2 separate regions of the Homo sapiens genome follow, and region 2 is linked to region 1. A link is a loop called in an ENCODE intact Hi-C map of the cell type or tissue named here. Cell type or tissue: PC-3. All regions are shown on one strand. Links, peaks and the distances in the headings refer to the core of each region. The heading gives the core; the rest is flanking DNA.

What was found. Hi-C counts contacts between places; a loop is a spot of excess contacts. Peaks named below come from ENCODE experiments on the same cell type or tissue, not always from the same donor. Only the 100,000 strongest peaks of a DNase experiment are listed, where the experiment ranks them.
Region 2: it touches region 1 in a loop (2.3-fold over the local background); 3 of 110 quality-filtered maps call a loop at or near these places.

Annotation. Positions count from the first base shown.
Region 1 is chr14:56,584,445-56,587,366 of GRCh38, reverse strand. TMEM260 (transmembrane protein 260) reads right to left here. Exons shown (of 16, transcript NM_017799.4): 2 at 2,335-2,366; 3 at 1,455-1,606. Among named protein-coding and RNA genes, the nearest start is that of TMEM260, 6.1 kb to the right of the region's middle. In PC-3, for the core only: a CTCF peak has its summit at 1,559; a DNase peak (open chromatin) is centred at 1,746; H3K4me3 peaks cover 483 bases; H3K27ac peaks cover 1,616 bases.
Region 2 is chr14:56,658,746-56,661,667 of GRCh38, reverse strand. It overlaps a transcript of TMEM260 not described here. Among named protein-coding and RNA genes, the nearest start is that of TMEM260, 80 kb to the right of the region's middle. In PC-3, for the core only: a CTCF peak has its summit at 1,512 (motif pointing left); a DNase peak (open chromatin) is centred at 1,517; H3K27me3 peaks cover 476 bases.

The DNA of each region.
Region 1 (2,922 bases), core at 176-2,675:
TGTTGAAAAACATGGAAAAGTTTTAGAAAATGAATCCCTTTACTTGCACAAAGAGCTATTTATAGCTATATAACATTTAAATATATGTCTATGTTACATAAATGATCTAAAATACAGACTATCAAAATGAATATATTAGTCTTCTTTAAATGTTTTTGTTCTAAAGTATCTTGTGAAAATTAATAATATACTCATTCAATACAGAACAAGGAAGTTCCCATTCAACCTAGATATTTAAAAACAAAAAACACTTTTTCTCTCAGTGGAAATACTGACAGATTATTAATTACAAAAGACTCAGAAGGAACAATTCTAATAAAAATTATCCTAACCATTGAGAAAAAGAAAAATATTAATAGTACTAATGAATCTAAGCAGAAACATTATTTTAAATATTTCATAAAGACTAAAATAACAAATTTAATAATATAACAATTTGGGAAAAGATCAACAGTTACAATACTTGAATCTGAAAGTTTTTTCACATACAGATCAAAAGTAAACTTCAGAGTTATAATTATACTAACTCTTATCTTTCTATAAATAATTAAAAGAGAATTTAGAATTTGGCTAAAGGGCAGTATTATGACTTTGACACAAATAAAAATATTGGTCTCCAAAAAAGACATTTGAAATTGTACCTATTCAAATTATATTTACCTACAGAAATCATTTGTTTTATAGTAAGACATGCAAAAGTTTTTAGAAGAAGTGTTTTAATTTGGTTTTTCCTTTTGCAGAAAGTGTAATTTGTATTTTTCACTATAATCCTCTTAGGTATAGGATGCACTGAGTTAAGAATGAAGGAGACAGAACATCAAAGACAATGGGTTACCAGCATTCTAAACTAATGACCAATGTTTTAAAAGCAGGGTAGACTTCCAACCTAAGAAAGTCTTCTATCAATGAATTACTTGGGATCTAATTTGCCTACCTTTACTACAGCCATAACGGAGCAGAGTGAAACCTTACTAAAACCACATCCCAAATTGATTTCCTTAGTTAATATCCTTATTTCAGAAAGTATACAACATGTTCATATTTAGAATACAATATAATTAGGTATTAGCCCTGGACCTGATAGGCAGCTGCTCGTCAGCAATACTGTGAATAATTAAATGATATTTACCATTTACCAAAAGATGAACCTCATATTGTTGAATTAAACTGGCCCATCTGCATCTTCACAAAATGACAAACCTCATTAGTTCTGCCTAATCAGAGAACTGTGATAATGAACTGGTGACACCTTCACTCCACTGTAGGAAACAAAACCAACTGTGTAATCATTTGAGGGGTCAAATGCATATGAAAGTATTATAAATTAAGAAAGTGAAATCACATGTGTTAGGGAAACCAAGCAACAAAAGATTTTTTTAATGTATGTACTTGAGCCATAAGAAATCTACATCTCCAACTGCTCAAAATTAATTTTAACTAATCAACTACTTTACCTGAAAACGGTGAAAAAAAGTAATGATGCAGCTACTGCTCCAAATAAGCCACAGAGAAGATTGACGCGGTAGGCAATTGAACCAAAAGGAAACAGTGTAATTGCCAGTTTAGCCACCAGCGTGAACAAAGGATAGCCAGGAGGATGGGCAACCTACGGAAAAATTAGCAACAGTTAGAAGGTTTTCATCTAGGAAAGGAAGAGTCCCACAGGCCTTAATTGAAAAGTAGCCCTTTTCTCAAGCAGCTATAAAGATTAGGCACCAATGACTAAATGTTTGAATAGTGGTTTTCTATTGTAATCCTCTTGAGGCAATACAAATAAATATTTTCTTTAGTGGATTTGGCAGCGTCTATCACATGGTGCGTCACCCAGAGAAAGGGTGACATATTTCATTGTCAGTTCTTAAGCAGTTTGTTCTCTGGGTTCACAGTACATTAGGGTCATTTAAAAGGCTATTGAAAAAAAGCAGGTTCTGAAATATCGTATTGGTTAGAAAGTTGAAAGACCACACTGCTATCGGATTACCACCATGCTGACAGTCGTAAGGTCTTGCCTGAAGGGATCATGCACCATAATAAAGTTTATTAAATAATAAACTTATTAAAACTGTTAACCCGATTTATTTTATTCCCCACAGCTTATACAAAATTTGGGGTGATAATAAGGCAGCTACTGTATATATAGTAAAGGCTTTGCTTTATAATTTAGTTTAATTGGATTTAAAACTTAAAGTAAATTGTCACGTACTGTACTTATAAGTTACTAAAAACGGGGGTTTGAAAATAAATTAATCTACTTTACTCCATGCTTAATTAAACTTTCTTAATTCCTAAAACTGTTAATGAGAGCATTGATTAAACAATAAAACTAATACTTACTCCAAGCTCATGTGCGGCTGTGATCAGTTCCCCTGTGAAAAAATAATGTAAAACCAATAATTACTATTAGAGAATGACACTCCTCCAAAGTTTTCAAAATCCAAATGCTTGCATTGGGGTTTTGCATTAATTTGACTGGATAAAACTGTAAATCTGTAGAGATTTAACAGCATGAAATAGTCTAAGAATATTTTCTCCTTTAGGTCTTATTGAACAAACTATCTTTGATAGTCTTTAAGAAGTGGTCAGTGGAAATATAGGTACATTCTGGTCTTTAAAAAATGCTTATTTTCCCTCTTGAAAGTTGTATCCACTTGCAAATATACAAATACTGTTGGAGCATTAGTGTAATATGCTTTATTATCCCTCAAGAAATTAGCACGAAAGTCTATAAAGATACAACCTTATAGTAAGGTAAAATGCGCAGACATCTGAGGTTTGGACACTCCATAAAATGTCCCATACTACCCTAAAACTGGCATTTGGGTATCTTCTCCACATTAATTGCACTGGATATCTTTAAATGATTTCCAAGTGTTTATTAACTCCACGTTATTTCGGTAAGGTTCACTGTAAGACATTTTTTCA
Region 2 (2,922 bases), core at 239-2,738, 74 kb before region 1:
GAACAAGTCTAGGAATTGGCTAGTCATTCCTTTAGGCCAGGTCCTGTTTCACTACAATTTTCCCTTTTTTAATTCCTTCCTTCCCTCCCTTCCTCCCTTCCCTCTTTCCCTCCCTCCCTCCCTCCCTCCCTCCTTTCCTCCTTCCCTCCCTTCCTTCCTTCTTTCTTGCTTTTTCTTTCTTTCACCAACTACCTGTCTGTCTATCCATTTTAAGATTGGGTAACACTTGCTCATGGTACAAAATTCAGAGCTAACAAGGGCACAGAGTGAAAAGCAAGTCTCCTGCTCCACCACCGAGGGCATTCCTGGTTCCCTACCCAGAAGCAGGCTTTGTGGTTTCTCCCCTTTTTCATTTTCCCACGCCTCTCACCTCAGATCCTATGGAAGCATCCACAATTGTGGGGAAGAATTCCAGAGGAGAGGCAGAGTCTAGGAGGAGGAGGGGTGGCGACCACCAGGATTCCAGACCCACTAGGCTGGTACCTGGCCCAGGGTTGGATCCTCCAGCGTGGACAGGACAGTCTGTGGTTGCCTCCTGCAGCCACCTGACACCTGGGCAGTAGTGGGAGGGAGGCTGGTGCCTTTTTCTTTAGCATGGTTGTCTGTTTGGTTTTATTATGTTGTGTCCCCACTCCCGCCTCCAGCTTTTCCTTCAGCTGCAAACCAGAGTGCCTATGGATGAATGTTTGTTTACATATGTCATGTTGCTGTCCCTTCAGAACAAATGTGTGTATTTGAGGCAGGAGACTGTGTTTGGTTTTTAAACTAAGTGGAACTGCCAAACACCCTTCACCCAGCTTGTGGACAGGTGCACTATTAAGAGTTTACATAAGAAAAATCTGTGCCAATTGTAACAGGTAGAGAAGAGAGAGCGAGACAGAGACAGAACCTGAATAATCCTTTGGCAATTCTTAGTGTGACACAAGATTCACTTCCTTCTTAGCAATTCTGTGCCTCATGCCTCATTCCTGATAATTTTAGGATCTGCTATGTCTTTTGCTATGAGAATTAGCATCAGCAGCTTTCAAAATGACTTACCAGTTAGCCCCTCCAGAAATCTTAGGACATTATTCTTTTCTTCTCCAAATTCCCCATCTCTAAGCCTTCTAATTCTCCTTCAAATTTCCATCTGTAAAGTTAATACAATCCAATAAGAAAATAATGTGCTCTTGAGACGTTGACATGCTCAGAGCCATTTTATCCTGCCCTTAAGCCTGGAAAGTTTGAATTTTCCTTGGGATAAAAAAGTAAGAAATAATAGAATAATTCACTGTACTGTAACAATTAAATCCAGCAATTTAACATTGCGCATTGGTAAATATAATGCTTGCAACAACCAAAAGTCTCCCACGTATTGACAGACAAAACCAAAGTTATAAATCTACACCTCCTATTCCGAACCACATTCCTAAATGTAAATAAGCATCCAAGCATGCTGCTACATATCTTTACAGAAGCAATTACAAACAAGCCTTATCAGTTGCTAAGTCACCAACACACACAATGCTTATCTGCTATGCCCTCTACTGGATAGAGTACACAAGGCAAGTCGCATTATTTCCAATTAATTTTTGGCATCATCACTCTGCATCTGCTTTAGGAATGCAAGGCGTGAAATTTATAGTAGCAGGTTTAATATTCCATCCAGCCAAATCATTTCGCTACAAGGACTTACCTTTGGTAAAATATTTTGGGTTTTTTTTTTAAGTACATAGATTGCTTCTCCCCTTCTTGCAACCCACTGTCCAAACTCTCAAGCTGTCACAAAACTCAGTACGTGGCAGGAATAATTTCATGCTGAGTAAAATGTGTTTAATTTCACATCTTCTAAGAATAATTACTTAGCATAATGCCACTTAAAATGTATTTTTATCTGCAAATGCTAATGAAGCTACAAAAACCTGACTCATCTTTTGAAAGAATGAGGGTATTAAGGGTGCTTCGCCTCCACTCCCTCTTCTCCGTAGTGGCTGCCTGAAGAGAGAAACCCGGACTGGAAGAATAATCCCCGACTAGATCCTGCTGTCTTCAAGCTGGGTGTGAGCCCAGTGGCTTTGAGGGGAATTTAATCCCATCGGCCTCTCCGGAGCCTCCCAAGGTGCTGAAAACAGAGCTTCAGGCTCCCTGGGGCTGCCCAGTTCTCACCCAGGTCCACCTAGACAGCTACTAGGAAGAGGCTCAGGCCCAGGGTCGAGAGCTACCTACCCTAACGACTAGGCTGGTGGCAGGCCTGTGGCCTTTGGCCTTAGGGATTGTGTCTCTTTGATCATTGGTGCACCCAAGTCATAAAGACCACTGTCCTATCTATTGTTTGTCTTGAGGCCTAAAGCAGTAGTTAACAAAGAATGACAAGGAGTAAAGGGGGAAAAGGAGTGCCTTGCTTTTAAAACTAAAAAAAAAAAAAAACAAAAACCAAAAAACAAAAACCCTCTTTTATTCCTAAATAGTTTTAGAATTACAGAAAAGTTGCAACAATAGTTCAGAAAGTTCCTGTCTACCCTTCATCCAACTTCACTCACCTTAATATCTTACATAATGATCAAAACCAAGAAGCTGGGACATTAGTGCAATACTTACTATTAACCACACTATAGATTTAAATTCAGATTTCACCACTATTTCTAATAATAGTATTTTTTGTTGGGCGTGATGGCTCATGCCTGTAATCCCAGCACTTTGGGAGGCTGAGGTGGGCGGATCAACTGAGGTCGGGAGTTCAAGACCAGCCTGGCCAACATGGAGAAACCCTGTCTCTACTAAAAATACAAAATTAGCTGGGCATGGTGGCACATGCCTGTAATTCCAGCTACTTGGGAGGCTGAGGCAGGAGAATCGCTTGAACCTGGGAGGCGGAGGTTGCGGTGAGCTGAGATCATACCATTGCACTCCAGCCTGGGTGGCAGAGTGAGACTTTGTCTAATA